Regions from separate parts of the Mus musculus genome. Here regions 2, 3, 4, 5 and 6 are each linked to region 1. Evidence: chromatin loops called from intact Hi-C (ENCODE). Cell type or tissue: left cerebral cortex. All regions are shown on one strand. Region 1 holds the start of Man1c1 (mannosidase, alpha, class 1C, member 1). Region 2 overlaps Man1c1 (mannosidase, alpha, class 1C, member 1). Region 3 holds the start of Selenon (selenoprotein N). Region 4 overlaps Man1c1 (mannosidase, alpha, class 1C, member 1). Region 5 overlaps Selenon (selenoprotein N). Region 6 overlaps Man1c1 (mannosidase, alpha, class 1C, member 1).

Region 1 (5,000 bases):
CCTAGACAAGCACTTTGGGAAGAGGAACCAGAAGAGATGAGCCTTCCTGGAACTGTTTTCAAAAGTAACTAATAAGCTAGGGGGATACCCAACACCAGTGCCCAGTACCATGGCTCCGTACTGCCCACTGCCTCTGACAAAAGCCCCCTTCGTTGGGAGCTACCCATGGGGGTATTTCAGATCAGCAACCTACCATCACGAGAACAAAACTGTACATTATTTCCCTGCGATGTGACGCTAACAGGCTGCCCATTCCCAACTCTTGTTGGGAGAAGCCTGAATTTGAATCCACAGTCCATTCATTCATCAATGGACAATGACTCCCATTCCCTATCAAACATGTCCCAGGACAGCTATGAATGCATCCCAACACCTGTGTAGGTGACATCATGCCACAATGTCAGAAAGCATCCCCTGTGGGTTTGTATGGCCCTCAGAGCTGTGTTATGCATTCTAGCCATCTTTGCCCTTCTTGAGCCCAAGCTGCAAGCCATTCAACCCCATCTCCCCCAAGTTCAACCTGAGTGCTGGGAATAACTAGATTAATGGACATTTAGATAGCTATTCATGGGTACAAGCCAGGGACACAACATCACCACCATCAAAACCATCACCACATGATTCCACTAGACCACAATGGGACCAAGAGGTACAAGAAAGGAGGAAGTACAATGCTGAGACCTCCCTCGCTGGCTTAGACGTCTACAGAGGGGCCAAAGCTAGACCCTCATCCACCAACAACCTATCACCTCTTCTTCATCCAGTCCTGCAGGAAGGGGTGTGGCTTACCCAAAGACAGACAGTTAACATCTGAGCTAAGACGCCAACAGGGGTTCTCTCGATCCCTCCCCCCATCTCCGACACCTACGGTTTCAAACCCAGGATAAGGAGGTGATTAAGTAGGCCCTGACACGTGTCTAACCAGAAGCTGTGACCTCGACCCATCTTATCAGCAGCCATATCCATCTCTCACATCAGAATGTTCACAAAGACATTTACTTGCTCCTGAGCCTGAGTGTCTGTCCGGTTTCCATCCACTCTCATCCGTCACTCTCTCTGATTCTGTCCTAATGCTTACTTCCACTCTCAAAAACCTCGTCGTATAAGAACAGATCTCTTTTTATCTGATGCTAGCTCTCCTCTTCTCCTTGGGTCTAATCAATCTGTGTCTGGAGATAAACAAACCAGAGACAAATGCCACAGTCCCTTTTCGGAAAACAGGTACCTCTAAAATGACCCACCCCTAGGCGGGACACAGAGAGAAACCGAAGGAGACCCGTGGATAGACACCTCCAGCGAGATGCCCTCCTCTGATGGGACAACAAAGACAGTCATTGTGTCTTACCTTCTAAGCCACCACTTTCAGGATAGGGACATAGGGCAGGGTTCAAAGTCAAGGAGCCTGAGAAGACCACAGATCCCCAAACATAACTGTGAATACAGCCCCAAGCCCACCTCTCTGAGGAGCTTGAAGTCTGCAGACAGAGCAAGGAGGCTATAGAACAGCAGGTGCAAGGAACCACAAGCCTGCCTCTAGCTACAACCAGAGGTGTAAGGCAATGATGACCGCATCACACATCCAGATACCTAGCACCATGGGGCCCTCCTCCCACTCATGCCCACCTACACAGCCTACAGTGCTCACACCTCCTACCAGCCCCTACCACGCCCACCTGCACAGCCTACAGTGCTCACACCTTTCTACCAGCCCCAGCCATTGCAGCAAGTAGGGAGCACCAGACTCTGCTAGTCACAAAGGCTGTCTCTGCATGGGCAGGACCAAGATCCCCTCCAAGAGCCAGCCTACCATGTCCCCCATCCCCCATGCTCCACCACCACCACCACCCCCCACCCCCCAGCCATGCCCTACCAGGGAGGCTCTCAGAAGGCTCTAGCCCAGAAGTGGCTCCTTCTACCTCTCCCACTCTGGAGAATTCCCAATGCTTTTGGAGATCTTTTTGACAATTTCTTGGCAGCTCTAGGCATCCCATGAGAGACGGCATGCACGAGGTGTATGTGTGATTTCACTGGGGGCTGTGGCCCACCATGGAGGTTTGGAAGAGTGGGAAAGAAGGACTGTGCTAAGAGACAGTTTCAGGAAAAGGAGAGGCAGGTGGCCCGGGTGAATGGAAGAGAAGAAGCCCCATAACAGAAAGGGCAGAGAGGATGGCTCTCGAGTAACTGTTATAAATTCTAGTCTTTGATGATTAACCTTTGAGAGTTGAGTGAAAATTGTGGACTTGAAGTTGCTCACGTGCACACACACAAGCACTCACACACCAAGGACTTCGCTCATGTGTGGTTCCCCCGTGACCTGTGATTGCTCATACAGAATCTCAAACAGGGCTCAGCACAGCACCTTAGGGTACCAGCAGCCATAAATGGTGATCCTGGGAGGAAGGACAGCTCCCACAGAGGAAGAGGGTAGCCAAGTCCTCCAATGGCTCTGGAACATCTTGGCAGCAGAGACCCTAAAGGTGCTGCCTGCTCTCTCTAGAAATGGAAACAGCCCTGCTGACTTCCTACAGTAAACCTAGGAGGTCCAGACTGGAGCAATGCTCTCCTTCTGGGTCCCCAGGAACAGGAAAAGCATTTTCTTCTTTCCAGGGAAGAGACCCTGGCCCAGTGCTTGCTCACAGCCCCCTTGTGGCCTGGGGGTGTCACTGCAGCTCCCGCTGCTATGTTGGCCACGCAGTTCTCACAGACCACACTTAGCTGGGGTGGGGCAGAACACTCAGGTACCAGTGGCCTCTTGGCAAATTGTCGGCAAGCCAGTTCCAAGCCGTGTTTGTTTTTGATGTCTTAAAACTAAGACTGTGACTCAAGTCTAGTGATCCCTCTAAATCCCTCTGCGGCCCACTCCTTACGGGGAACCAGTCCAAGACCCGCCTCATTAAGCCAATAACCTCGGAGCTTCTGTAACATTCCCACTGCTTTATTGATCACTCCTTCGTCTTTCACATGCAATTATGTACAATTGTGGCAACGCTCGATAGAAGCAGTTAGCAGGAATGCTCGAGATCTCTGGTCTGCAAGAGGCCGAGAGATTACAAAACAGGACCCCAAATACCTCACATGTCTTGGGTTTTCCAGAGCCTGCTGGAGCTTAGGAGAAGTCAAGACTTAAAAGGCACACAGGGAGGGAGAGGGTTTCTAGTGGCTCCCTCCTGTACAAACGAAAACTAAGGACCTAAAATCCACTCCTACTAGCAACCCATCAGGGAAAGCCTGGAGCCCACCAGGGCTAGGAACTTAAAGGGGACGGGGGTGGTGGGGGGGGGGGGAATCCACCTGGAGGTTGGTAGGAGCCATGAACTAACCTAGTTATCCTAAAGTAGGCACCAAGCAAAGAGAGTAACTTCGGATTGAGGGGCGGTGCTGCGGCCTGCCTGAAGGGTCTTGGGCAGACCAGGAGCCAGGAGAGGCCAAGAAGGTGGGGAATCGCTTGCAGCTAGAAGTCTTGGCGGGAGGTGTGTGTTGGGGGGGGGGGTGCTTACCTCTTTGATTTTCTCTCGCTGAGCTCGCACCAGACTCTGGGACTCCTTACTCTCATCAGTCCTTGTCCCCAAGACCGGGTGTCGAAGGCGGCTGCGGAAACCATTGTAGTCGAAAGTGAACCGGACGCTCTCTTCCTGCGGCCTGAGGGCTGCAACCCTGTTGCCTTCCTCCCGGGGCCCGGTGGGGCGGGTTCGCCGCAGCCACCCTTTCCTACGGAGAACACCGACCAGGCGGCTGGGATCGTCCTCACCCGGGGCCGGAGCCGCAGGGGCAGGGTTGGGAGGCGGCTCCTGCTCTGACACCGAGTGGTGACCGGCGATTTCGGCCATCACCTCCAGGCCGGGCTGTTGGGTCCGCGAGGCCGAGAAGAGGCGCTTGAGGCGAGAGGAATGGGGCAGAAGGAACAGGGCGCCAAAGCACAGGGTGACGAGGCCCGAGAGGAAGAGCAGGAAAAGGAACTTCTGCGGCAGCCGCAGCCCCCACGGCGAGGCCGGGACGAAACCCGGCACTTTCCTCACCAGCATCGCGGCGCGGCCAGCAGGAGGGGGCTGTCAGCTCCGCCCGGGGCCCCGGGAGTCCTCAGAGTCCTCAAGGGTGGGGAGCAAGAGTGAAGTGGCTGGGGTCCCCGAGCAAGGCTGCGCACCTCGAGGCCGCCGCTTCGGGACCCGCCCGAAGTTCAGGGAGTTTGGAGCGAGTCCTCCCGCGCGGGGGCGGGGGCGCGGCGGCCTCGGCGGGGCCCGGGCGAGGGGGGCTGCTCGGCTGGAGCCCGGGCCCGCCGTGCGCCGCAGCCTGCCCTCCGCCTGATCCACGGAGCCCGCGCCCTCCCGCGCCTTCCCGCGCCGGAGTGGTCACATGCCGTCCGCGACGCCCTCGCGGAGGGTGCGCAGGACGCAGGCCCCGACCCGCCGGCACCCGAAGTTTCAGCCTCTGGAGCAGTTTGCAAAGGGAACCCCCGGGGCTTGCAGGGCGAGCGCAGCTCCTAGAGCGCGAGCCCAGCCGGTGGTGACGGCGCAGGGCCCGGCGGTCGGGACACGTCCACAACTTTGCTCCGCCGCGCGCGGTTGCCGCTCCCGAGGCTGCGCGGGACCCAGGGGCTTCAGATGCTCGCGCGGGGAGAGGGATACCCGGGAAGCGCGTGCGAAGCCTGCAGCTGGCCTCTGTCAGCCCTGGGCCTGCCGCTGAGCCAGGAAGCCTTGGCTCCGGCGCCGCAACTCGGGAGGGCGCGGGTCTCCTGCTGCGATCACCTGTTCCCGGCCCCGCGGCTCCGCTAGCCGCGCAGGCTCACCCGCCGCAGCTCCAGACGGGCCGCCGCTGCTCCGGCTCTCACTGCGACAGCGCCGCTGCCCCGCCCCCCGCCAGCCACGCCCTCAGGCCACGCCTACAGCGCGCCTCGCGCCCCTCCTCTCCGCCCGCCGCGGCACCGCAGTTCGGCCAATGGGGAACCTAGCCGGGAAAGATGGGCGGGTCACAGTCTGGGCCACGCCCCCCGCTCCAAATGCTGG
Region 2 (5,000 bases), 60 kb before region 1:
CACACACAGGCCCTGGGCTCCCGCATCTAGTCACCCTTCAGATTTCCCTGGGGTTTCCGTATCAGGCTTGCTTCTCTGGATCCAACTCCAGCAGCCTGTATTCCATGGGAGTGAGGAGTGGGGGATATGGTGCTGCGGTTATCTGGTCCAGCACAGCATCCTTCCCTAAAGAAAGGAGGTGCTCAGGCTGCCCCCAGCATCTTCTTGCTAGAGGGCCTGTAGAGCAGGAGCTAGCACCATGACAGGCAGAGGAGTGACGTCCGAAATAGGAGACTGAGCTTGCAGCCTTTAGGAGATGCAGAGAGGGGCTCTGGGTTCAAAGAATGGAGCAGTAAAGAGGGGACACAGCCAGAAGGGCTTCAGGAGAAACGTGAGGGCACGTGGCTGACCTGCTGTCACCAGCCAACATAAAGGACACCCCAAGATTTTATCTAAAGGCAACCCAAACGGGGCCTCTTTAGACACATATTCATTCTCTCTGGAGACAACGCCACCTTGCCATCACCCTCCCTCCTGTAAGGTGGATTTACCCAGTCTTCCATGTTCCCCTCCCTCACCAGCCTCACTTTCCCAAGCTGCATCGCTCAGAAGTGAGGATATAAGAGCGGACAGGAGCACTTGGGTCCTCTGAGTCCAGAAAAGCTTGGAAGAGCCTAGGAAGGGACAGAAGCACTGGAGGCCCCAGAGGTCTGTGTCAACTCACCAAACATGCTGCCCTCGAAGCCGTCCTTTGTGAGTGGCCGGAGCTCATTCTTGCCCATCGCATAACGGCGGTAATTCTGCCAGGAAAACCGCATCATCTGCGGGAAAGAGCAGGGGACCAGGCCCCGGTGAGACGATGCTGGTGGCCAGGGGCACCCACCACACCCTCTACCAAGCTCTCGGCCCTGTAGACAGCCGTTCCTCTCCAGTCACGCCACACACTGAAGACCATTCACAGGTTTCCCAGAAGGAACCTAGAGCGCTGGCTGAATTCTAGCTTTGTTCGAGGCCAAGAGGAAAAACCAGAAAGAAGAGGGAAAAACTCTTAGGCGGGCAGTGTGGTTCAGTGGTAGGAGCCTGCCCATTAGAACTGTGTAGAAAGCCAACACACACACAAGGAGATGGGTCGGAAATGAGGTAACCAGTTCAAATTTCCCAGGTGGTCAGTGAGAGGGCCGGGAACAGGATGCACACTCTGGTTAGAAGTGTCAGGTCTGTCCCCTAAAGACTATGGACTGTGCTGAGCTAGGCACCCTGGGCTCTTTGGGCCCTCGCTGGTCACTGTCATTGGTTCTCTGTATGGCTGTGGGCCAGAAGCTCATTGAGGCCAGACACTATACCTGCCTTGCCTCAGTTTCCCTGACAACCCAGCCCAGGTCATGGTACATACTATCGGCGTATCTGAGGACAGTCACTCTGTTTGTGCCGGAGTCTCAACATAAAGGCTCCTCCGGGCTACTAGTCCCTAGCTGCACTCAGCCTAGAGGCTGAGGGACATGGTGACAATCTGCTCACCCTGCTCCCGAATCCCCACAGTCACCCTCATTTGTTTTTACACTCTGTCCCTTTCACTTCTGTAAGGCAGGGTGCAGGAAGAGGGTCGCAGGGGTGGAACTCTGGAGTGACAGTGGGGTGGAATGGGACTTGCTTGTTTTTTGAGACAGGGTCTCAGGTAGCCCGTTAGCTCACTCTGCTGCCAAAGATAATCTTAAACCTCTGGCACTCCTGTCTGCACCTCTCATGTGGCTCTGGGCTGGGAGCAGGGCACCCTGCACATTAAGTGAGCATGCCCAGTTGAGCCACTACAACCCTTCAACCCGTTCTTGCCGGTTCCCATTTGTCAGTGTTTCCAAACACTGCCATGCCTTGGTTTACTCTGTCCTGTGTTTCCTCCAGCAGCGCCTGCCTCTGAGACAATCCCACCTCCTTCCCCATGTTCCCAGTAGTCAGCCTTTTCCCTGGTGCCCAGGCTTAAAAGCCATCTCTTCTGGTAATCATTGCTGCTGTGACCGACATCTACAGGGGAGTGACTTCATGGGAGCACGGCATGGACTCTGACTGGCAGGATGCTCTAGCACAGTGTCCCAAATGATGGCACGGAGGTTCCAGGAAAGTGAGAAGGATAGCACAGCTAGCCAGACTGGACTGCGTCTGTCACCCAGAGCAGCAGGCCCCCATCATCCATAGCCGCTGTGCAGCTCCCTGCTCCACGGCTCATGCCAGCATCGTGGCACTGTGTGGCAAGAGCTCGGCACGGGCCTGGAGGCCTGCCCCCACTCCTCTGTTATTTTCTACTTATCTCCAATTGGCAATAACGGAGAATAATTGCGGGGTATGCGCGTGGAGAAAGAATGGAGTCCCTCCCTCCCTCCCTCTTTCCTATGCACCCCCTGCCCCCGCCCCCGCTGCCACTGAAGTTGGCAGTAGGGTAGGCAGCAGCCACAAGATCTCAGAACATAAACCACACAGCAGAGCTGTGTAGGCTGCTGCGCCCCACCCTGAACCAACCCCTACTTAGAAAGAAATGAGTGTTCACGAGTTATGAGGATCACAGGTGTATATTCAGAGCCGTCCCCTCCAGGCCGTGACCTGCCAGCTGTATCAGTGGAGGAGGACAAAGGTGGCCAAAGGCACAAATGATCCTCGTGTCACCCCGAGCTGGACCAGGAAGGCACGCAACTGCCTCTATGTGCAAACCCTCAAACACGCACGAGCCACCCCTCCCTCCCACTAAGATGCCTGGGCACTAGACAAGCGCGCACACACCTAGCAAGCGCCTGCTAGGCCTGGGCGTAGGCCTGGGCGTGGGCTCGTGTTTGAGCTGCACGTGGAGGCAAGGCTCTCCCAGCAGCCCCACCCTCTCCCCCTACCAGCTGCTCATCCTCCTTCAGGCCCCAGCTGAAGGATGTGTGTGTGCAGGGAGTCGTCAGTCCCAGCCCCGCCTGAGGTGGTGCATGCTCCAGTTCCATATCACCTGGTTATGTAGTGTGATAGAGGCCAGTCTGGGCTGCATGCGATCATGCCTCAAAAAAACAAACAAGCAAAAAGATACCCTGGTGCCCGGGATCAAGGGTTTTCCCACTGGCATCAAATCAGCCCCACAGCCCCTATCCATGTGGCACACCTAAATGCCCTCTGGCACCGGCACATGGAAGAGACTTGTTAAATATCTGCTGAAGCACTGAATAAAAGAACAAATAGGAAACCTAGCCCCTCAGCTTCACCCATGGCCAGGGCTAGTTTTCCTATGTGGACTCCATGATACAGGTGGGAACCAGCCACTGAGCAAGGGCTGTTTAGAGGAGTCCGCTGGGTCCCAAACGCTTGGTCAGACAGGTGCATACAAGGGGACCTTGTCCAAAGGCATGATGTAATCCTAAGATCCTAAAGGAGGTCACTCAGGCTACTTCCTGTCTCACCCATGTTCCTAAGTAGAACATTAAGCTACCTCTACTTGAATACCCCCAGTGATGTGGGGTTCACCACCTTTCTGGACAGCCCCATCAACTGCAGAATGTCACAAGTCCTTCCAGAACCCGTCCAATATGTTCTCCCCTAGTACCCGAGTCAAAAAGCATCTTACACACACACACACACTCCCCTCAAGGACCCAACACTCCTGTCCCCTTAGCTGAACAGCCCTGCTCTGTCAACAGGTTCCCCTAGCCTAACCTCCGAATCCACTGTGTTCAGCCATGGCACCCTCTGTGAACACACCTTCCCCTCAGGTACCCCATGACTTCATCACCCATTTTGATAAAAAGCAGAAATACTGTATCAACCTGCCTTGGCCACCCTGCAGCTGGGGGTGTGGGGGGGGGTGTCTGTCATTTGTCCCTGGTAACACCCACTTCACCCGGCTCCGTCTACCATCCCACACCTGCTGACTCCCATTTCTGTTTCTCATCTGACACTATCCCAACCTTTGTGGAACCAGATCTGACCGTGCAGTTCAATGTCTGCCTGCTTTGGGCAACGGGCAAACTGACTAGATGGGCTGGCATCTGTGCCACCCTGATTTGGGACATAAGTGCAAATGGTTGGACTGAGGGCAAGGAATCACCAGACGCCTTCCTCTTGGTTCTAGAACCAGTTGCTGACCATTAGCCAAGAGCTTACCAGCAAAACCCATCACTCTATGTTTGTATGCAAAGGCAGAGAAGGAAAACAGGTTCAGGCTGGCAGGACTGTTCTTGGAGAACTCATTTTGGCTGCCTCTGATCATTCCTTTTTGTTCTAAACTCTTAAGAATCACTCACTTAAAGCCCCACTGGTCCCATAAGGATGGCAATATGCAGAAAGATGACATTAAAAGCATTGGCAGGGATGTGGGGAAGGCCTCATCGATGGCGGGTGGTGATGGAGACGGGCAGAAAAAGGTTCCCATGTGGAGTGGTCCAGTTTCTTTTTCTGTTGTGTTAAACACTGTAACCAAAGCAACCTGGAGGAATCACAGTTCCACATCACAGTCTATCACCGAGGGAAGCCGAGGCAGGAACCTGGAGCAGAGCCCAGGAGACACACTGTACCTGGTTTGCTTGCTCACTTTGGAAGCCTAGGAATGGTGCTGCCCACAGTGGGCTGGGCTCCTCCCACATCAACCAACAATCAAAACTATTCTCCACAGACCACAGGCCAAACTGCTGTAAACAAGCCTACCACTGAAACACTCTGTTCCTAGGTGATTCCTGGTTATGCTGCCAATAAAAACCACGACAGGGGAGTTAGCATTTAACCCAGTCCTTCTGGGTAAGATGATCATGGGTAAAATGGCTGTGAAAAAAAAAATGCATCAGCTTAGGAGGCCCAGGAGGTCCATCTTCAGAAAGGCCTGCTTGCCAGCCTCTGGGCAGATGAATTTCTTGAGCATTCCATGCCTGGCTGACTGATAAGGAGATCCACCAAACTAAGACAATACAAACACACTTACACGGAGGCATCTGCTTTTCTGCCTGTGGCCTGGGACTTCAGGACATGTTAGGCAGAGAGTGCTGACGTGACCAGTCTCTAGGAGCACA
Region 3 (5,000 bases), 150 kb before region 1:
GAAGGAGCTGAGCTAAGCATCACCATGGGCCCCAAACTCTCCATCCCAGTCCCTGAAGCAGGGAGCTGCTTCCTGCTACAGTGGCTCCTGCCATTCTTTTCCAGAGTCCCCTCCACACTTGCCAGCCCATTTGCTCAAATGTCACTTCCCAACAGTCCCAGAGTTCCTTGTCCCCTTTTCAGTCGCGTCTGGTCCCAGCTTCACTCCACGTCTTCATCCATTGTCTACTCCGAGTTCCCTCCCTCCTCTCCCAAAGGCCCGGTCCTACTTTTTACCCTGTCCTGGCCATTGTCCCCTCCGGCCTCCCCACTTCCCCCCTTCCCTGGTGCGGGGTAGAGCTTTGCTCTGCGCCTCTTTCTGCAGCCACTGTCCCCCTCCTGTCCCCTCCGACCTGCCGCGCGGCCGCCTGGGCGTCGGCGAGGAGCGCGCAGGCCCGGGCAGCGGCGACAGCGGCGGCGGCCGCCAGCAGGGCTCCGAGCAGCGCCAGGGCGCGGGCGCGGCGGCGTGGAGGCGCGGGCTGAGCGCCGGGGTCCGGGCTGTGCGGGCGGCGCGCTGCGGGCCTGGCCTGGCCCATGGCGGCGGCTCCGGGGATCCCGGCGGCTGCAGGGAAGGGGATCGCACGGCGCGGGGCGGGCGGCGCGGGGCGGGGCGGAGCTGGGAGGGAGGGCGTCAGCAGGGTGGACTGCCGGCCCATCACTGCCGGGGAAAGAGGGAGGTCCCGAGGGCACAGCGCCTGCTCAGCCGGTCCATAGGCCCTCTACCTCGCCGCTTCCAAAATAAATAAAATAATAAATAAATAAATAAATTCTTTTAGACATCCTTTCACTCTGTAGCTCAGGCAAGCCTGAAACTCGCTGTGTTGTCCAAGCTGACCCTGAACTTGTGATGCTCCTCCTGTCTTCTGAGCCTCCAAGTATAATCACCCTCATCCCTGCGCACACACACAGGCTATGATCACCCTCATCCCTGCACACACAGGCTATGATCACCCTCATCCCTGCACACACAGGCTCTTTCCCTTTCTCCCTCCCTTCCATCCAAAGTTCAGTTAGTTCTGCAAAATGTGTGTGCCATAGTGAAAGAGTGCTGTTGAAATTATGATCTAAAATATGGTTAGGACTCAAAAGAACTCCTGGGAACTGGGGAGAGGACACAGCGGGTTGTTGCAGAAGCTGATCCCTAGCACCCGTGCTAAAAAGCCAGATGTGCCCACACATTATTTAATAGGAAGGTTGAGCAGAAAAACCCTTGGGACTTGTTGGCCAGTTAGTCTAGCCAAACAGGTGAGAGACCCTGTCTCAAAAAATAAGTTGGAGAGTGATAGAGGAAGAGACCTGACATTGGCATAATACGCATACACACACACATAGTACACACATACATACACACACATAGACTCACACACGTACACATATATACATACATACATGAATATGCACATAGACTCAAACACACACATATACACATACATACATACATACATGAATATGGACACAGACTCAAACACACACATATACACATACATACATACATTCATACATACAAACATACATATACACACATAGACTCACATATACATACACACATATACACACATAGACTCATACACATACATATACACACGTACACACATACATACACACATATACATACATACATACATGAATATATACACAGACTCACCCACACATATATACACACATACACATATACACACATACACAACACACATACTCTCACACACATATACACACATATATACATATACACATATACACATACACATATACACACATATACACATACCCACATAGACTCACGTACATACACACATACATATGCACACACATAGACTCACATACATACACACATAATATGCACACACATAGACTCACATACATACACACACATGTATACAATACATACATACATACATATACATACACACATATATATATATACATACACACATATACACTCACATGCATATACATACATACACACACACACACACACACATGAATCCACTTTATAATACCAGAACAGAACATGACTGAGCAGGTTTTAGCCACACATAAAAATGGTGGCCTCCAATGATGGCTGGACCCAGCACCTCCCCTTCAGGATCCAGCTGAAGGGCTTTCTTTAGATCGCTCCTGATCACACACAGGCAGTGAGCACTGAGGCCTTCCCAGCCTCAGTGTATGGAGAGTGCCAGAGGCCCTTCTGGGGTTCAGTGAGCCAGAGCCATAGCTGCTGACTACTGCAACCCCAGTAGATGGTGTAGTACTACCAGCTAGATCTGCCTGGAGCACACTGGGCATGGAAAGGGATTAGGCAAGGAAAGGATGCAACCAGAGGAAAAGTTGTCCTCTGGGGCCATCCCCAGGGGTCCTACTTCCTGCCAGGCATCCTTTAATGACCTCAGGTTCCAAGGCCCCAAGGTGACTGCTCTTTCCCAGGGGCCAGAGGCTGTGAAGTTCTAGACTTCAGTCTTCAGGAAAGATGTGTAACCTTTGCAGACCACCATCAGGTCCTGTGCACTAGTGGCTCCCAGTGTGCATGCACAAGTGGATTCCAGGCCATTGTGTGCTAGATGGGGGTCGGCTGGCTTATAATATTGTCTTATTTTCTTCCCAGGTCACCTAGCCAAGTGAAGTTTCCTTTTTGTTTTTGTTTTTTGAAACAGGGTCTCTCTGTGTAGCCCTGGCTGCCCTGGAACTCACTCTGTAGACCAGGCTGTCCTCAAACTTAGAAATCTGCCTGCCTCTGCCTCCCAAGTGTGGGACTAAAGGCGTGCGCCACCATGCCCCAGCCAAGTCTGCCTGTTTTTTTTTTTTTTTAATGTCTTTGTTACTTTTTTTTTTTTTAGATTTATTTATTTTTATTATATATAAGTACACTGTAGCTATCTTCAGACACTCCAGAAGAGGGAGTCAGATCTCATTATGGATGGTTGTGAGCCACCATGTGGTTGCTGGGATTTGAACTTCAGACCTTCAGAAGAGCAGTCGGGTGCTCTTACCCACTGAGCCATCTCACCAGCCCTTTTTTTTTTTTTTTTTTATTGAACTCTGTTGGGGGCTGAGGAGATGCTCAGCAGTGGCTGCACAACCCCGAGGACCCAGGTTCAGATCCCCAGTACTCATGTAAGTAAATCAGTGTAGACACATCTGTAATCCCAGGGTTAAGTGGCTGCAGGCACAGGGAGGGGACAGGGGACTGGGGAAAGGGGAGGTCGGGGTGGAGGTGAGGGTGTCCCCCGAGCTCAAGAGCCAGCAAGTCTAGAAGGTCAGTGACCTCCTGAGTTCAGTGAGGTCTTGAGACACGAGATGGTGAGCATGGCTTGACTTTGCTGCTATTCTGTAGTATGTTGGCCACCCGTTGTCACCGTGCCATGAAGAGAGGGCCTTGTTTTTCCTATTCAGGGACTCCACAGTGTCCATTGGAGAGGGTGGTGGTTTGAATACGTTTGGCTCAGGGAGTGGCACTATTCAGGGTGGCCTTGTTGGAGGACGTGTGTCACTGTGGGGGTTGGCAATGAGACCCTCATCCTAACCACGAAGGATCCAGTCTTCTCCCAGGTGCCTTAGGAACAGGAGGTAGAACTCTCAGCTCCTGCAGCGCCATGTCTGCCTGGACGCTGCCATGCTCCCCCGCTTTGATGATAACAGACTGAACCTCTGACCCCGTAAGCCAGCCCCAATTAAACGTTGTCCTTTATAGGAGTAGCCTTGGTTATGGTATCTGTTCACAGCAATAAAACCCAAACTAAGACAGACAGGTAGCTCCCAGGAACATTCCGGGACTGTGGGCCTGGCCTAGCCTTGTCCTGTGTTCTGACTCCAGATTCTCAGGGGATGAGGAGGACCTGACATCTGGTGTTGACGTCCCAAGCTCCTAACTGTGCCACTTCCAACTCATTATAGCTAATGTTTGGGGACACCCTACGTGAAACAGATGCTATTAGCAAAGCAAATTCTGTTCTATGTGGAAGCACAGCTAACAGAGTGCAGAGCAGGTCAGGGGGAAGATGGATAAGCCCGGTCCCCAGAAAACAAACGAGGGGACGTGGATTTGCCACGCTTGCTTTATTTATCACACTGGGGGTTTGCTAAAGGCATAGATTCCATGGGGATGTCTGCTGCCCAGGCAGGGGTGGGGGCTGGGAATGAGGGGTGCAGGACACAAGGGTGGAGTGGGGCCTAACTTGGTTGAAGTATTTTAAGCAAGGGGGAAGGGGGTTCTGTCTTAGTCCTGGCCTGCCTTTCTATGATTCCTCTGTGTTTATGTCTGTCTGTCTCTCTCTGTACATGTCTCTTTCTTTCTCTGGGCCACACAAACACACACAGACACACACAGATATGCAGTCACACAGACACACATACAGACACACACACAGACATGCACACACATACAGACACAGACACACATACAGAGACACACACAGACACAGACACACAGACACACAGACACACAGACACACACAGACACACAGACACACACACACACACACACACACACACACACACACACACAGGCTATCCTCCAGCAGCTTCCGGTTTCCCAACTGTTTGCTGTGCTAGCCCTGAAGGGACAGTAGTGCCTGCAGGGGGCGCTGCAGCTCCCTCCTTCTTTCCCCTACAGCAAGTCCAGGAGCGGCATCTGAATCTTTTCTATTACCTGGGACCCCCCCCCCCTCCCAAAGGGAAGCTTTACTCAAATTCTACCCCCACCATCCTGGAAGCCAGTGATGAGACCAGCATGTGGGAGATGAACGAGTGCCACTTGGGGAAAATGGCTCTTCTGGGTCTCTGAACTAAATAAGGACCTACTATGTGCCAGGAGCTGCCCTGTATCCCAGAACACAGTAGGGGGGAAGAGAAGGTCTTTCTGTGCCAGAGTAGACTGTTCTGCAGGGGAATTGCTGACGTACATAGCAAGGTAACTTCAGATAATGATTGCCCTGACAAAGGAAGGGAAATGAGGCGTGGGTACCG
Region 4 (5,000 bases), 76 kb before region 1:
TCACAACCCATCTGTAATAGGATCTGATGCCCTTTTCTGTGTGTCTGAAGACAGCTACAGTGTACTCATACATAAAATAAATAAATAAATCTTTTTAAAAATTGTTTTCCATACTCAGACAATGCCAACACGGATAACAGAGTTTGCTCAAACTTCACCAGACTGGACAGACACACAGGCACATCAGTGATGAGGGCACATGCCACCTGGTGAAAGGCTTTGAGTCCGTGAAAGCAGCTTTAAAATGACAGCGTCAGGCTGGGGAGACGGCCTGGCTGTTAACAGAATCTGCTGCAGAACTGTGAAGGCTAAGATCAGATCTCAGCACACACAGAACATAAACACACACACACACACACACATCACTCTCTCACACACACACCACACATCTCTCTCTCTCTCTCTCTCTCTCTCTCTCTCACACACACACACACACACACACACACACATCACTCTCTCACACACACACCACACATCTCTCTCTCTCTCTCTCTCTCTCTCTCTCTCTCTCTCACACACACACACACACACACACACACACACACACATGACTCACCAGGCTCATCCTCCCCACTGGGGCTTCTGGGCTGCTAGCAAGACTCAAGCTAGAGGCTCAGTTAGACTCTGCCTCAAAGGAATACAGTGGAGAGAAATAGAGGGGGGCACCCAGCACCCACTCTGGCTGCTACATGCACTTCTGAATGTATCAGTGCACGTGCACGCACACACACACACACACACACACACACACACATTATTTAATAAATGAACATATAAATAGGAGATGGCCATGTTTTTGGCACTGCTTCATTCACTAGTCCATCCTGTAGGAACTTAGCCTTGAGAACCAGTGACAAACCAGACGTGAAATGCGCCGGGTCTCCAGATCCCTTAACACCGGAGCCTCAGGTGACAAGAGGATTCTGCTCCACCTGGCAAAGAGGCCCTTCCCACAGAGAAGAGAAAATTTGGGACACAAATCAGCTCTCTGGAAACAGAAGTGACATTTTCACAGGATCAGCTGGAGGCCGGGAAAACTGCAAACTCTAAGTATTCCTGGTGTCGTAACTCTGTCAGCTGTGTTGACGCTGACAAGATGCTTAGCCAGCAACCTCAGACCCGTGCCAAACTGAAGCGGTTAGATGTGTAAGCCGTGTAACAACCGCCCTTCGGGGCTCTGTCGGAAGCCTGTGAGCAGGCTGAGGCCCTGCTCCTCCAGCCTGCCTGGCATCTCTGGGGGGCCTGCTTCCCTCCTCTCCTCACGCTGGGGGCTGTGCAGCTCTGAAGCACACTCATTTGTTCAGGCATCTGATGGGGACGGGGAGGGGATTGGGGGCCAGTGGGAGGCTGCACCTGCCTTCAGAAAATAGTGTCTGCCTGCCGCAGTGCCGATCTTTAGAGAGAGGCATTAATCCAGTGAACCTCATGCAGGCAATGGTGGTTGGAGGCCGGAAGGGAGATAAGGGATGGATGAGAGCCACTCAGCCTTGGAAGAGATAAAGTACTTGCTGGGAACCCCAAGGCCACAGACCTGCTTTTCTGGCCATTGATCAGAGGAGAGGTGAGCAGGATGTGCCAGGCCTGCACAGTGGTGGTGTCTGTGGGTATAGCCAGCCTGGGCTAGGGAGGCAGGGCCCAGACCTGTCATGGGGAAGAGCTGTTTGTTGCAATAAGGCTTCTTTAACCTCCTTCACTCTCCCCTCTTCATAGAAGATCTTACCATATAACCTGGGTCAGTCCTCAGTCATCCTCCTGCCTCAGCTTCTTGAGAAGCTGGAACTACCAATACACAGCACACATGAAGGACAGATTCTTAGCTTCCTTCTCTGTGGAATCGGGCCTCTCCTTCCATCTTTAGGTGTGCCCCAGGATGTATCCAACACAGGCTATCCGGCTTGGCCACTAACACCTTTACCCTCTGAGCCATCTTGCTGGCCTTCAAGGTTTTTCTTATTAGAAGTACCGAAGTCCCATTGGAGGCTGATATCCACCCATAGCTCAGCCCCTCCTTGGCAACGCCTTAGAAACAGTATGAGGTTGATGGGAGATGTTCTCCACTGGGGTGGGTAGTAGTCTCAAGTACTTAGCATGTGGCCAGCTGGAAGACGGGTTCTTACAACTGGTCTACCTGCCGTGTGCAGATTCTGTAGTCTGTCAGCTAACATCAGCTGAGCCACTGCACATATGGCTGTTTTCCAGGCCACCCCTACTGTCCCCAGTATAGCAGGAGCCCAGCTACAAGGCAGACTTGGCACCTATGGGATGAGAGTAGGGGGCTTGAGGTGCCAAAATCCTATCTGGGTCAACTAGCAGGGGCTAGTCACTTCAGGGCCCTGACCTGGCTCTGTAGCAGTGCTCGCTTACCTGGTCTAAGATATCAGAACCATCATAGAGACACAGAGATATTGTGCTCAACCCAGATTCCCAGGCCAGCTCCAGACCCCACCCCACCCCCACCCCAAACTGAGTCTGCTGTAGATGGAACCAAACTCCAATGGGACGTGTGGGTACCAAATCTGGGCTGGAGAGATAGCTCAGCGGTTAAGATCGTGCCCTGAACTTCTAGAGGACAGGGGTTCAATTCCTGACATCCACACCAGGCAGCTCACAGCTGCCTGGAACGTCAAGAGGCTATGACGTCCCCTTCTGGTCTCTGCAGGAACTGCACTCATGTGCATAACACACAGTGATATGTACTTTAAAAAAAATAATAATAAAAGTGTTTTTAAAAGATGAATAGCTTTACTATCGAGTTCATTTCAGAGCTGGCGAGCCCATGTTCAAGGGAAGGTGGGTTAAAGGGGCCACAGATGGTACAGCAGGGAAGGGGCTCCTTAATAGACAGATCAGGAAATATTCACGAGAAAGATGATGTCGATAATGGTGACGGGAGCTGAGCACAGTGTCTCTTGCATGCAATTTCAGCACTGAGGGAACGGGGAAAGGAGGAACAGGAGCTCAAGGCTACCCAGAGCTACAACGAGGAGTTCAAGGCCAGCTTGAGCTACGGAAGACTCTCTCAAAAAAACCCAAACCCCAAGATTAATAATAAAGGCATCAAAGTCAGAAAATGTCCTTATGATGCATTAACTAAGCTCACCCTCAACCATCGCAATTCCCATGTTTCCAGGAAAGGAAACTGAGGCACAGGAATGTTGACTCATATCCCCGAGGTTCACACAGGCAGCAAGCACATGGTACACAAGGTTTCCTGATACTGAAGCCTGTACAACTTTCTAGCTAACCACCCAGCCGTAGAGGGTTCACCTTCCCCAGTCCGTGGGTTGAGCTATCCACTCCAACATGTTCTGGGAGGGGAGGCTGGACCCTGGAGAGATGCCCAGACTTGCTCCCACTCCCTGTTCCCTGAAGGAGAGACATGTACAGCCAGCCCCCAGAACCTGGCAGAGCCCAGAGAATACATTTTTCAAAGACTGCAGGAACTTTTTTGCACTTGCTTCTTGGTCTGAGGGAGTTTGATGTTCGGGAATTCAAGCCCTTCAAATGAAGCCACTTCAGGGTTTGCTTCAGGCAAGAAAGCAGGCTTCAGTTTTTTTTTTTTTCCCCCCACAGAAGTCTTCTTCATTAGCCAGGAGCTGCAGCCTCTTAGGGTGGCAGGGAATGTCAAGCGACAGCTTTGTCTGGAGTGTTCGAGATTCTTTCTCATCCTCCGCGTGAGGAAGGTTAGTCTGGCTTCTTATTTTTAGATCCTAAGGCAGGGAAGAGGGACACCAGCTACCAAGGCAAGCAGCGTTGATAGAGCAGCCCCCTTCTAAGTCATCAGAACACAGTCCTGCCTCCTCTAGGTGCCTCTGAGCCTGATGTTGAAGCTGCCTGAGGCCCTCATACATGCATGGTCCTACACCCCCCACCTCACCTACCCCTACTGGCCCAGAAAAGAAAGAGGTCTCAGCTTTGGAGGCAGCCCAGATCTGACCACCTGTGCAGCAGGGGCAGGTCACCCCCTGGAGTCTGTTCACCCTTTAAGATGTAATGGCTGGCGCTCAAGAGGAAGCATCCTGATTTGAAGAGAGGAGGAAACAGGCTGTTGCTGGGTTGCTAAGGTCAACATTGGGGGCAACAGTGAGACAGGCCCAGGATTCAGATCCACTAGGCAGGGAAAGGCAGCTCTACGCACCGGGGTCCATATGACTTCCTGGGGCCTCGCAGGTGGTCTTTGGGACCCCTTTCTCGCGCTTTTCTTTTCTTGTTTGGTTGAGACAAGTTCTCACTCTTAGTCCAGGCTAGACTTTGACCTCCTGATCCTCCTGCCTCCAACCTTCAATGTGGGGACTGTAAGCCTACACTATCATACCCAACTCCACTTCCTCTGTTACAAAGAGAGAAAAGGGCCATTTACAGCTGTATCACTATAAAGATGTGTCTGATCTCATCTGGGTACATTATTACATGTGCTTTTTTTTTTCTTCTGATTCGAAAAGAAATTGAAATTAAAACATTCTGTGGGCCCATGGGCCCCATGTGTTATACTTAATGAAGTAGTCAGCCTGCACAGAGCCATGAGGAGTGATCTACGGCTGAGTGCACAGAGATCTCTGACGCCCAGACCCCACTCCCACACTTCCCAACCCCTGTCAGACAGTGGCCTCCTGGGTGTGGCCTGTGCTGTCCCTCACCTGGAATGGATTTCACTGTCATCTGTCAGCGTGTACCTTCCCAGCAACCTGGCTCCCGAGAATGAGCAGCTGCGCTCACATAACCCCTTCCAAATGCCACCATCTCCACGGTCCCCCACAGTGCAAGATGCAGAGATGGGTGGGAAAGGGATGACAGCTTTAGGGCTTCAGGAATGGGGTGCGTGCCCCTCCTCGGACACCCCAAGGGTCTCTGGCAGATATGATCCCTTTGCATACATTCTGACTGGTGGCAGATGTGGGCATCGCTGATCTACCTTCCTGTGAGCCTGCCGGACCTGGCTGATTTTCAGCCTTCCTTCCCATCCCGAGCCTGGCTCCCAGCTGGGTGCACAGTGAGGACTC
Region 5 (5,000 bases), 160 kb before region 1:
GCACACACCTGTATCCTAGCACTCAGGAGGCTGACCACAAATTCAGGGCCAGCCTGGGCTACATGGTGAGTGAGTTATAGGCTAGCCTGAGCTACAGACTGAGAGCCTGTCTCAAATGAAAAGCCAAGAACAGACTCTCAAGGAGTAGATGCTGAAGGAGGAAGTTGTAGGATCAGCATGGACAAACTGGCACGCCGAGCTGCAGCTGGGGGTGGCCCAGGGCCTGGTCACAGTGACCGATTCTCTCTCTCTCTTTTCTTTCTATTTTCTTTTAAATAAAAAGGTTTTTTTTTTTTTTTTTTTTTTTTTTTTTTTTTTTTTTTTTTTTAATGTGCTCGGCGTTTTGCCTGCATGTGTGGCTGTATAAGGACATCAGATCCTCTGGAACTGGGAATCATAGACAGTGGTGAGCTTCCACGTGGGCGGTGGGAATTGAACCCACGTTCTCTGGAAGAGCAGCCAGTGCTCTTAACCACTGAGCCATCTCTCCAGTCCCAGTGGCAGATTCTTGATTCCACTTCGTTCTCTGTCTCTAGGGCCTTTACACAGGCACGTTCCACTCAAACCCTCTTCCTCCTGTCATGTGACACACCACTACGCCACCTCTCACCATCCTAGGTTAAATGTCACTTTCTCCAAGAGGCCTCCCAGCTTCTCTTCTGTTACCCCACTTTGCCTTGCACACAGCTCGCTGCCCTGGGGTTACCTGCCCTGCATGTGTCTACACCACACTGGGATAATGCGTAGCTACGGCAGGGACCCATAATGTTGGCTGGGTGACAAGATTAAGGCAGGGGCATTGCTTATCTCATCTTTGAGCTAACTGTTAGATACTCAGAGAACTTTCCAGAAGGTCCTTGGCGGTCATTCTGGATAAGAAACCCAAGCCCAGCTTCTGGTACTGTCTCCTCTCTCACATGTAGATTTTACTTGACAGAATACACGATATGATGACACCCGATACCACGACTGGTATGCTCTGCCCACTTCATGGTTGAGAAAACTGAGACTCAGGGCAAGGATGTTGCTTGGTCAAGGTCACTAAATTAAAATGGCCAAGCATGAACACATCTGCCTGGCCTTTTTCCTACACTTTGGCATTGTCTTCTAGGCTCACCCAAGTACTGCAAGTGACCCTGGGACCTCAGTGGCCCAAGTCCTCATGGCTCCAAGTCTTGTTTGTCCCAGAGCCTCTTGTAACCTAGCCATAGGTATGAAACCCCCCGCTTCCCCTTAGAGCTGACCAGGGCTTCCCTCACCTCAGCAGGACTGGTCGTCCAGGGCCCCCCACAGCAAGATGGAATGAACAAGTTTCTTCTCAGCTCTGGCTCTGTCAAAGGCCTCCGTGAACGGCAGGTAGTTGACCTGTGGTCAAACCAAGACAAGCTACTGAGCGGCCGAGGCCCTGTTTGTGGTTGTGCCAGTGAAGTATTTATGTGTGTGTGTGTGTGTGTGTGTGTGTGTGTGTGTGTGTGTGAAGGGGCATAGCTGAGCCATGTGAGCCTTCTCCAAGCTCAGAGGAGCAGAAGGGACTGCTGTGCCCCAACGGTCCAGCACAGTAGCATGACTAGACCAGAGTTCTCAGCCTTGGCCTCCATCAAGGAGTCTTGCTCTGGCCTTCACGTTCAGCCTCACCTTCTTGAAGGGATACATGGCCACCTCCAGGCGCCGGGCAGCCTCTTCCCAGCTCAGCTCCTGATGCCACTTGATCTCCTCAAACACAAACTGGAGGGGTTCTCCTGAGGGCAGGCGGCTGTCAATCATGTTGCCGTCCTCATCTAGGATCACAGAGGGCACCGAGGGGCCCACAGCCTCCAGCTCCATCTGGGCCGGAAGTCAGTGGTGAGGGGTGTCTCAGAGAAGGGCCCTGAGAAACCTCCAGGGACGCTCTACTCTGCAGAAGTGGGGAGACGGGGCTCAGGGCAAGGCCTTGCAGCTGGACATATCTGGGTGGGGGCACCTGAGTGTTCACCTGGGGGACGTAGCCAATGTCCACCTCCATGTTGCTGGTCTCACTGGCCCCATACAGCCACTCCATGTCCACATTCAGGGACCTGAGGATGGCCAGGGTAAAACAACGTCACCATCAAAGCCCAGGTGACATCTTGTTTAATGCAAGCAGCTGAAGACACAGGGAGTTTGACAGCAGAGCCTGGGCCAGGCCTGGATAGTGCACAGGGCTCTCATAGCACGACCCATAGACTTCTCCTGACCCTTTGTGGCAGAGACAGGGGCAGTGCCCCGCTGCAGGACACAGGATGAGGCAGCAGTAAGACCCAGGTTGGAGCTGAGGCCCAGGACCTCCCGGCTGACTCACCCACAGAGCTCAGAAGTCTGGCTTGCTCAGTGCAGTCTGAAAGTCTGCCACACGGGGGAGCCCCAGGACCACCAAGCAATAGTCTCTGCAAAGTGACTGAACACCCTCAGAGGTGTCCCTGGGACCTGAATCTTAGACAGTCCTAGAAGCAGTAGATCCTGGCTAATCGTCTACCCTCTGTGTTATTTGGTTCTTGAATCAGGTACACTGGTGCCAGCTTCTGCCCAGAACTGGGTTCAACTCATGAAGGGGGTAGGTAGAACACCATGTCTCTGCCCTGCCCCTCTAGAGAGGGAGAGAAAGCACTCTAGTAAGTTCAGGCTCTCCCAACTATTGTTACCCCTGATCCATGGGTAAAACAGTCAGTCTTCTACCAGAACAGTGGGGAAACTGAGGCCCAGAGAGGGCCAGGGCCTTGCTCACAGCCACACAGCCCCCTGCTACCAAGAACAAATTTTGCATTGGGGCCTCAGGACTTCCAGCTCTTGCACAAGACACCATGGGCCTGCTTAAAGTCTACTTGCTATCAGGGAAGACTCTTGCCTCCCTACCCCCACCCCCCACCCCCCGCCAACACTCCACCCCTTGTCCCCAGATCTGCTGATGGGGCTGACCCAGAACAGACAAATAACTAGAGTAACAGTTGTCCCAGAAGTCCCACCAAGACCCTATGATGTCTGCCTTCTCTCAAGCCCATATATGTATTATTTCCTTCCCTCCCCAAGGATTTTGACTAGATGCCACCTCCTCTGGGAAGCCTCCCTGGATTACCATGGGCCCTGCCCAGCTGCTGACCTTCCATGGTGGCACAAGTAGGTGAGGTTCCATGTCTAGGAGGACAAGAGAAACTGAGTCTAGGGAGGACCTACAGCAGCAGTGGGACAATAGCAAAGACCCCAGCTGGCTTGCTTGGCCCTAGGGCCTTGGCTCTGTGTTGAGGTGGAGGTGGAGGGAGTGCCAAGTGCCTGGAGATTATCTGAGAAGATGGTAGGACTGCTCAGCGGTCTCCTGCTGCCTCTTCTTGGTCACCAAGTGGTGGCACTGGGGATTGAGGGAAGGGCAGAGACTGAAGAGTTTATGTGCCCCCTGATTTCTGAGCTCAGGGATAATAGTAGTAGCAGCAGCAGCAGCAGCAGCAGCAGCAGAACACAGGAGAAGGGTGCTGAGGCTGTGCCAGGGCTAGCTCCTACCTGTGATTGGGCACAAACAGCCTGAAGTCACGGATGTGTGTAGCATCTTTGGATAAGATGATATGGCCGGTGAACTGGCCGGGCGAGAACCAGAAGGGGAAGTCAGGAGGCTCGCTGAGCTGAAACTCCGCGTGGATCCTGTAGGGAATGGAGTTTGCTAAGCCTGGATCCCTCCCCAGTCTCTCCCAGAGCCCGGGGAGCCGTGGCCAGACTCCTGTGTGGTCAGAGTCAAGGAGAAAGCAGGAGATACCACCAATGTCACTCCTCTAAAAGGCTCTGTGCCATCTTCCTTAGAAGCCTTGCCCCAACCCTCTCTGCCATCCTTCTCCAGAGTGTGTGTGTGTGTGTGTGTGTGTGTGTGTGTGTGTATTTCATACCCTGGCCCTGTGTGTGAATGACACCATCCTGGTCACCAGCTAATTCCAGCTCAGGGCTAAGCAAGTTCCAGACACCTCTCACCAAATCTGTAGGAAGTTACTACTCCCCTGACCCACCGAGGAGGAAACAGATGCTCAGAGAACCGAAGCCCAACAGGGAGGGAGGTGGTAAAGTTGGGGGTCTCTGGCTTGGCTTTCTCCTACACTTCAAGCACAGTGACACTCACCGGAACATCACGGTGTAGTAGGAATCGCTGATGGCAGTCAGACAGGCCACGGTGCCCTGAGGGGCAAAGCGGGTCTTCACGAAGGGGCGTGGATGGAACATGCTTAACAGGCGATGGATGATGACCTAGGGCGGCAGTAAGATCCTAGCTGGTTTGTCAGCTCTGGACCCGAAGGCCCCAAGAGGGAGACTGAGGGGGAGGGATGCCTGGTTCTTGGGTCCAGGTTCCGATAGAAATGGCCACTCCCAAGGTGGCTCCAGGCAGAAGTTGCATCTCCCAGTGCTGTCCTTACCTCCTTGCCCTTGGGCGGTGGTGGGTAGAAGCGGTTGTTGGACAAATAGCCCGTGAAGACGCTCAGCTCCCCGGGGATAATCCACCAGGGCTGGCCCAGCTCCTGACCTGGAGGGGGCAGGAAGGGCCGGAAGTGGCGGGCAGCAAACGCTGCACTCGGCGAGGCTGCTGTGGTCCAGTTGCGGAGGCCGGACAGAGCGAGGCGGGAGACCTGGGATGGGGAAGCCAAGGCTCTAGGATGCCCTGTCGGTGTCCCTCAAGGCCAGCTAGACTATAGTCTGGGACAGGAGAGGGAGCATGGGAAAGGTCTCAGAAATGGCCACAAGCTTAGACTGTCCTGCTAGAGAGAGGCGCACCTCACACACAACCTGCCCTGGTTTCAGTGGCTTTCTGGGCCCAGCCCAGGCCCGGGGCAGCATATGCAGGGTGGGCAGCTGTGTAGCTGGAGATACTACCTGGCCTAGAACAGGGTGGTGGAGCAGGTCCCACCCCCAGCCTCTGCATAAGCCTCCAACCAGTCCCAGGTGCCAGACCCTGCCTCAGGCTGCTGGCTCCCTCAGGCATGCCCGTTTCCCATTCCCTAACCCTGGGTGTCCCC
Region 6 (5,000 bases), 120 kb before region 1:
AACTCGGCCAGGATGCTGCTGCTGCCTGCCGTGGCCCAGCCCCAGCTACCGCTGAAAAGACATCAGCTCTGTCACCCTGCTGGCTCCTTGGCTGAGAGCGGCAGCAGCTGTGGTACAGGGTGGTGCCTGCTGTGTGCCAGGCACCTCGGCTAATCCTCCTGGGCCCCACCATATGGATGGCACCGAAGCTGGTGAGGGGTGGGACCTGGTGAAGGTGGTCTGAGCCCATGCCACAGTCTTTGTTCCTCCCAAGCAGTCTCTATAGTGTTTGGGGTGTTGTGTCTGTGGTGAAATTTGCAGGTGACATTGATGGTGTCGTTGAGAAGCCCCAAAGCCCCACAGGACACTCAATGATCATTTTTAGAGACACCCCGAAACACACACAGACTTTTGCCTGCCCTTTAATCTAGGGTCCTATAAGCCCCAGACTGGACTGCTGGACCCAAGGAAGCTGGGAGTGAGGAGTGAAAGAAGTAGGGCCCTCATAGCCAAGGCTAGCCTCTCATGAACATGTCAGTCATGTTCTAGCCCTGTGCTTGCAGGAGGCTCTGATGTCCACTTCAGCGTCTAGGGCTATGGGAAGAAAATTCTCAGCATGTGAGTTATCTTCCCATCTTCCCTTCTAGAGACAAAGGATCAGGCCAGAGTCAGACACTTTCCGCCAGTCACCAGTCTGTGCGGCAGCTGGGCCCTACAGAAAGCAGCACCGAGCCAGCCGAGGCCTCTGCCTGCATTGCCCCACCCTTTGAGGGGGAGCTTCCCAGACCTCTCTGCCTGCTGCACCCTGGAACCAGAAGGTGGGGGCACGGTGCTGCTCAGCTGGCGAGCTCAGACAAGCCCTTGAATCCTGTGTGCCTCAGTTTCTGTCTCTATATGGCAGAATGAGGCCAACCGCTTCTTGCCATTGCCTCCCCAGGCTCAGGCTTCTGTGGGGGCCAAGAAAGTAAGGGCGGGGGTTGTTAAGGACTGCTGTGGGCAAGACCAAGGCTTCAGAGGACCATGTCTCAGATTCCACATGCATATCTTCACTACTTTCTCACAGGATTATTTAGGTTTCCAAGGGGACAGGCATTCTACAGAGAGTTAGTGAAGACTCAGGGAGAGAGCAAGACACAGCAGGCACCTCCCCTCTGCAGGCCCTGGGTGGCTGTGTCGCCTTTGGGGGGTTTCTCTGCTCTCCTGCTGCCTCGGAACCCGCTGCTGTCCATCCACCTCCACAGATGGAGATGACTTGGGAAGGCAGTGTGGGGTGGGGAGGTGCCTGGGGGCCATACTTCTGAAGGCCCAAGGCCTCACAGGCCACTCTAAGCTCTGCCCGTGCCCTGTATCGGTCTCTGGTGCTCTGGCAGAGAAGAAGAGACGATTCTTTCAGGTAGCTCAGCCTCCCAGGTAGCCTGCCTGCTTGCTTGCTTTTTAGACATTATTTCACTAGGTAGACCAGGCTATGCTGAAACTCACTCTGTAGATCAAGCTGGCCTTGAACTCAGAGATCTGACTACCTCTGCCTCCAGAGTGAGTGCTGGGATCAAAGGCGTGTGCACCCTCATTCCCTTCCAGCCTCCAGTGAGTTCTGGACTCACTGTCCACCACACAGGCCTCTCTGTTCTCTCTCCTGGCTTCCCTCAGTCACCTGCCCCAGAGACTTCAGGTAGTAGGGAGAGCATGCGAATGTGCGTAGGGGTGGGAGTGAATGGTGGGGGGAGCTTTGTCACTCTGCCTAGTCACTGGCTTTCTCTATGTCCCAGACCAGGGGTCCTCAGGAGTGCCCCTCCACTTAACTAGACCTCAGCTTCCTCCTCCCTTAAACCAAGGTGCTCAGCCTCACGGAGCTATTGTGAGGCATCAATTATGCACGTGACCTTCATCTTTATCAGTATGTAATTATGCATATGTAAGTGACAATACACTTCTAACGGGAGCCAGGTGACTTTGGTATCTTATTTTACCTTCACCCAACTCTATTAGCAGATACTGTGATCTTCCTGTCATAGGTAGGAATATTTAGGCTCAGAGAGGGGGAGGCACTTTTTCAATGTCACACAGAAAGCTGTAGAGCTGAATCTAAATACTAGGTACTAAACACAACCACAGCATTCTGGAGGGGAGAGGGGTCATCCTACCAGCTCTGTGACCCAGTGGACCAACAGTAAGATTTTCACTTCTCTCCTTTCCCCTGGCAAGGTTGCTCTACAGTACCCTCGCTGCTTGGTTAACCTCTTGTGTATGGTGTAATCATGACAGCCAGAGCTGAGTTCAAATACTAACTTTACTCAGTTGCTGCGTGACTTTGGGGGCATTACTGCACTTCTCTGAGCCTCGTTTTCTTTCCTGGCAAAAAAGAGGTCCTTCCCGGTGGTTAGAAAGGAAAGTTCTCTGTTGTGGGCTCACAGGGTGCCTGTGTGCTCAAAAGCTGCTAGCAGTTATGTAGCTGTGTTTACACAGGTTTAGAGGGAGAACACCCCAGTAAAAGTACATTGGATAACTGCGGGAGGCCGTGTATGGATTTGAGAAGGGCGTGACAATGGAAGCCCAGGAAGTCCGCCACACACACAGCATCGCTCCGTGGCCCATCACGGAACCTAAAAATAGCCACGACTGGGCCAGGAATCTTGGGGTCTGGGTAGGACCAGGCTCCGCTGGGGCCACAGGTGAGACAGGAGGCTAGGGCTGAGGGAGGGGCACTGGGGGCTGTGCCCAGACCCAGGGTCTCTTCTGCCTCCATTCTCAGGATTAGTGTCTGTGGAGAAGCACTCAGCATCCAGGCCTGGTGTATGTTTCTGAGGTATCTGCGTGTTACCTCAGCCAGCCTCATGGCCACCCTGGCCTCTGTGAAGTTTAACTGAGGACACTGGGAAGTCTTGCCACCAGGGGGAGCTGGTTTGTGGGGGGCACAGAGGGCAATGCTACCCAGGCCACAGGGCACCGAGGGAGGGTGAGGCCCAGGAAGAGCTGAGTGGACTCTTCTCCCAGGCACCTGGCCAGCACTCTTGTGAGGTACCCCAGATGATTGCTCCGGCAGGACAGGGAGTATGGGCTACCCAGCCTTCCTCTCTCAGCTCAAGGATGTCATGCATGGCCCAGAGCTGCGGGATCCGCCTGGGAAGCCAGGGCCAACAGGTTCTAGGGCAACAGGACACTGGCGGCTGTTTGCAGAGGAACAAATGTCCCTCCCACCCTGAGAAGGTCAAGCCTTTGTGGTTCAAACCCTGAGACCTACACTTGGTAGCCAGTGCCTGTCCAGGGCAGTGCTTAGCAAAGGTCAGTTCGCAGTGTGCACAGAAAGGAAACTATCCATCCGAGTGCCCTCAGCTCCCGAATCTGCAAACATTTAAGCCAGAGAAACTGACTCCCTAGGACTCCGTTCTGTCTGCCAACTGTCCCTGGGCCTTCTCATCAGGGCCCCAACTCAAGACCCATAAATGGGGGTGGATCACGGTCACCAGTTCAAAGTGGGCATCTCACCTTTTGAAGTTGACCACGCCCTTGGGGATGCCCGTGGGTGTGTTGAAGGCAGGCAGCAGTTTCTCACCCAGCTTGATGGCCTTCACTCGGAACACCTGAGGGGGAAGAGTCAAAGGGCACTGAGTCTGAATAGGGTGGAGTGGTCACTCTAACCCAGTCAAGGCTGAGAGACAGGACCTGGCCCCCAGACAGCTGGGTTTTGGGGTCCTTACACCAGGCATTTCTGAGTGTCCATTTCTGTGTTCATGAAATGCCTGGGTTGTTCCTCAGATGGTAGGGGGGACGAAGGACTGTCATTGTGATCAGGTGACCTTGGGAAGGGGAGGGGAAAGAAGTCAGTGTCACCTCCAAGTCCAGGGACAGACCCCACTGAGAAGGGGGTGCTGCTGGCATCAGCACTGCCTTTACCAAGCTATGGGACACTACAGGCTGTGGAATGCTACAGGCTGTGGGATGCTACAGGCTGTGGGTGCTACAGGCTATGGGATGCTACAGGCTGTGGGATGCTACAGGCTGTGGGTGCTACAGACTGTGGATGCTACAGGCTGTGGGTGCTACAGGCTGTGGGGTGCTACAGGCTGTGGGATGCTACAGGCTATGGGATGCTACAGGCTATGGGATGCTACAGGCTGTGGGTGCTACAGGCTGTGGGTGCTACAGGCTGTGGGGTGCTACAGGCTGTGGGTGCTACAGGCTGTGGAATGCTACAGGCTGTGGGATGCTACAGGCTGTGGGGTGCTACAGGCTGTGGGATGCTACAGGCTATGGGATGCTACAGGCTATGGGATGCTACAGGCTGTGGGTGCTACAGGCTGTGGGATGCTACAGGCTGTGGGATGCTACAGGCTGTGGGATGCTACAGGCTGTGGGATGCTACAGACTGTGGGTGCTACAGGCTGTGGGATGCTACAGGCTATGGGATGCTACAGGCTATGGGATGCTACAGGCTATGGGATGCTACAGGCTGTGGGGTGCTACAAGCTGAATGGTGCGGCATGCACCTGGAGCAACTCCAAAGGTCTATGTGTTGAAGGCTTGGTCCCCAGTCTTGTTACTACCGGGAGATGGAGGAACCTTTAAAAGCTGGAACCTAAGGGAAAAGTTAGGTTGGGAGGGGGGCTTGATGGGGATAGCAGGGGCCCCCACCCCTCTCTTGGTCTCTGCTTCCTGGCATCTCTACCATCATGTGTTCCAGCCATGATGTCCTGGACCACTCTGGACCTGAGGCAGTGGCTAAGTAAGCAGGGACCATTGAACCAGTGAGCCCAGCTGGACATTTTTTTTCAAGTTGTCTCAGGCATTTTGTTCTGTGAGGGGGAGCTAATTAAAGCATCGAGAGTAAGGGAAAATGAGCTGTGTATCTGTATGGAGAATATATAGCATTGGACTTGAAGTCCAGACCATCCAGGTTCTAGAAACTTCTACCTCCTGGGCGGCAGCTTCTCAGTGAGGTCACGGGAGACATGTCTTTCTTTGATAGTCGAGGCCACTCAATTGTTTTCAGTGTTATGCACAGGGGAGACAGGGTGAACGGGTTG

What was found. A loop is a pair of places that touch in the nucleus more often than their neighbours do. Peaks named below come from ENCODE experiments on the same cell type or tissue, not always from the same donor. Only the 100,000 strongest peaks of a DNase experiment are listed, where the experiment ranks them.
Region 2: it touches region 1 in a loop (2.4-fold over the local background); 12 of 42 quality-filtered maps call a loop at or near these places.
Region 3: it touches region 1 in a loop (3-fold over the local background); 36 of 42 quality-filtered maps call a loop at or near these places.
Region 4: it touches region 1 in a loop (2.6-fold over the local background); 12 of 42 quality-filtered maps call a loop at or near these places.
Region 5: it touches region 1 in a loop (3-fold over the local background); 36 of 42 quality-filtered maps call a loop at or near these places.
Region 6: it touches region 1 in a loop (2.4-fold over the local background); 12 of 42 quality-filtered maps call a loop at or near these places.

The regions. Positions count from the first base shown.
Region 1 is chr4:134,699,448-134,704,447 of GRCm38, forward strand. Man1c1 (mannosidase, alpha, class 1C, member 1) reads right to left here and starts at 4,843. Exons shown (of 12, transcript NM_207237.3): 1 at 3,498-4,843. The coding sequence starts at 4,022. In left cerebral cortex, a CTCF peak has its summit at 2,654 (motif pointing left); DNase peaks (open chromatin) are centred at 1,650, 2,662, 3,762, 4,421 and 1 more place; H3K4me3 peaks cover 3,666 bases; H3K27ac peaks cover 2,129 bases.
Region 2 is chr4:134,639,584-134,644,583 of GRCm38, forward strand. Man1c1 (mannosidase, alpha, class 1C, member 1) reads right to left here. Exons shown (of 12, transcript NM_207237.3): 2 at 704-800. Among named protein-coding and RNA genes, the nearest start is that of Gm42326, 50 kb to the left of the region's middle. In left cerebral cortex, no CTCF peak of the experiment used is centred here; DNase peaks (open chromatin) are centred at 2,123, 2,504 and 2,805; H3K27ac peaks cover 1,855 bases.
Region 3 is chr4:134,551,546-134,556,545 of GRCm38, forward strand. It overlaps Selenon (selenoprotein N), which reads right to left and starts at 621. Exons shown (of 12, transcript NM_029100.2): 1 at 392-621. The coding sequence starts at 574. In left cerebral cortex, CTCF peaks have their summits at 2,285 and 4,622 (motif pointing right); DNase peaks (open chromatin) are centred at 269, 704, 2,305 and 4,612; H3K4me3 peaks cover 1,041 bases; H3K27ac peaks cover 984 bases.
Region 4 is chr4:134,623,181-134,628,180 of GRCm38, forward strand. All of the region lies in intron 2 of Man1c1 (mannosidase, alpha, class 1C, member 1), which reads right to left. Among named protein-coding and RNA genes, the nearest start is that of Gm42326, 33 kb to the left of the region's middle. In left cerebral cortex, a CTCF peak has its summit at 2,666 (motif pointing left); DNase peaks (open chromatin) are centred at 1,083, 3,354 and 3,649; H3K27ac peaks cover 3,558 bases.
Region 5 is chr4:134,541,078-134,546,077 of GRCm38, forward strand. It overlaps Selenon (selenoprotein N), which reads right to left. Exons shown (of 12, transcript NM_029100.2): 4 at 4,404-4,613; 5 at 4,112-4,236; 6 at 3,508-3,645; 7 at 1,973-2,054; 8 at 1,636-1,824; 9 at 1,260-1,365. Among named protein-coding and RNA genes, the nearest start is that of Mtfr1l, 8.2 kb to the left of the region's middle. In left cerebral cortex, a CTCF peak has its summit at 2,374 (motif pointing right); DNase peaks (open chromatin) are centred at 388 and 2,369.
Region 6 is chr4:134,580,838-134,585,837 of GRCm38, forward strand. Man1c1 (mannosidase, alpha, class 1C, member 1) reads right to left here. Exons shown (of 12, transcript NM_207237.3): 5 at 3,463-3,557; 6 at 1-51. Among named protein-coding and RNA genes, the nearest start is that of Gm42326, 8.9 kb to the right of the region's middle. In left cerebral cortex, a CTCF peak has its summit at 2,855 (motif pointing right); DNase peaks (open chromatin) are centred at 46, 746 and 4,788; H3K27ac peaks cover 1,670 bases.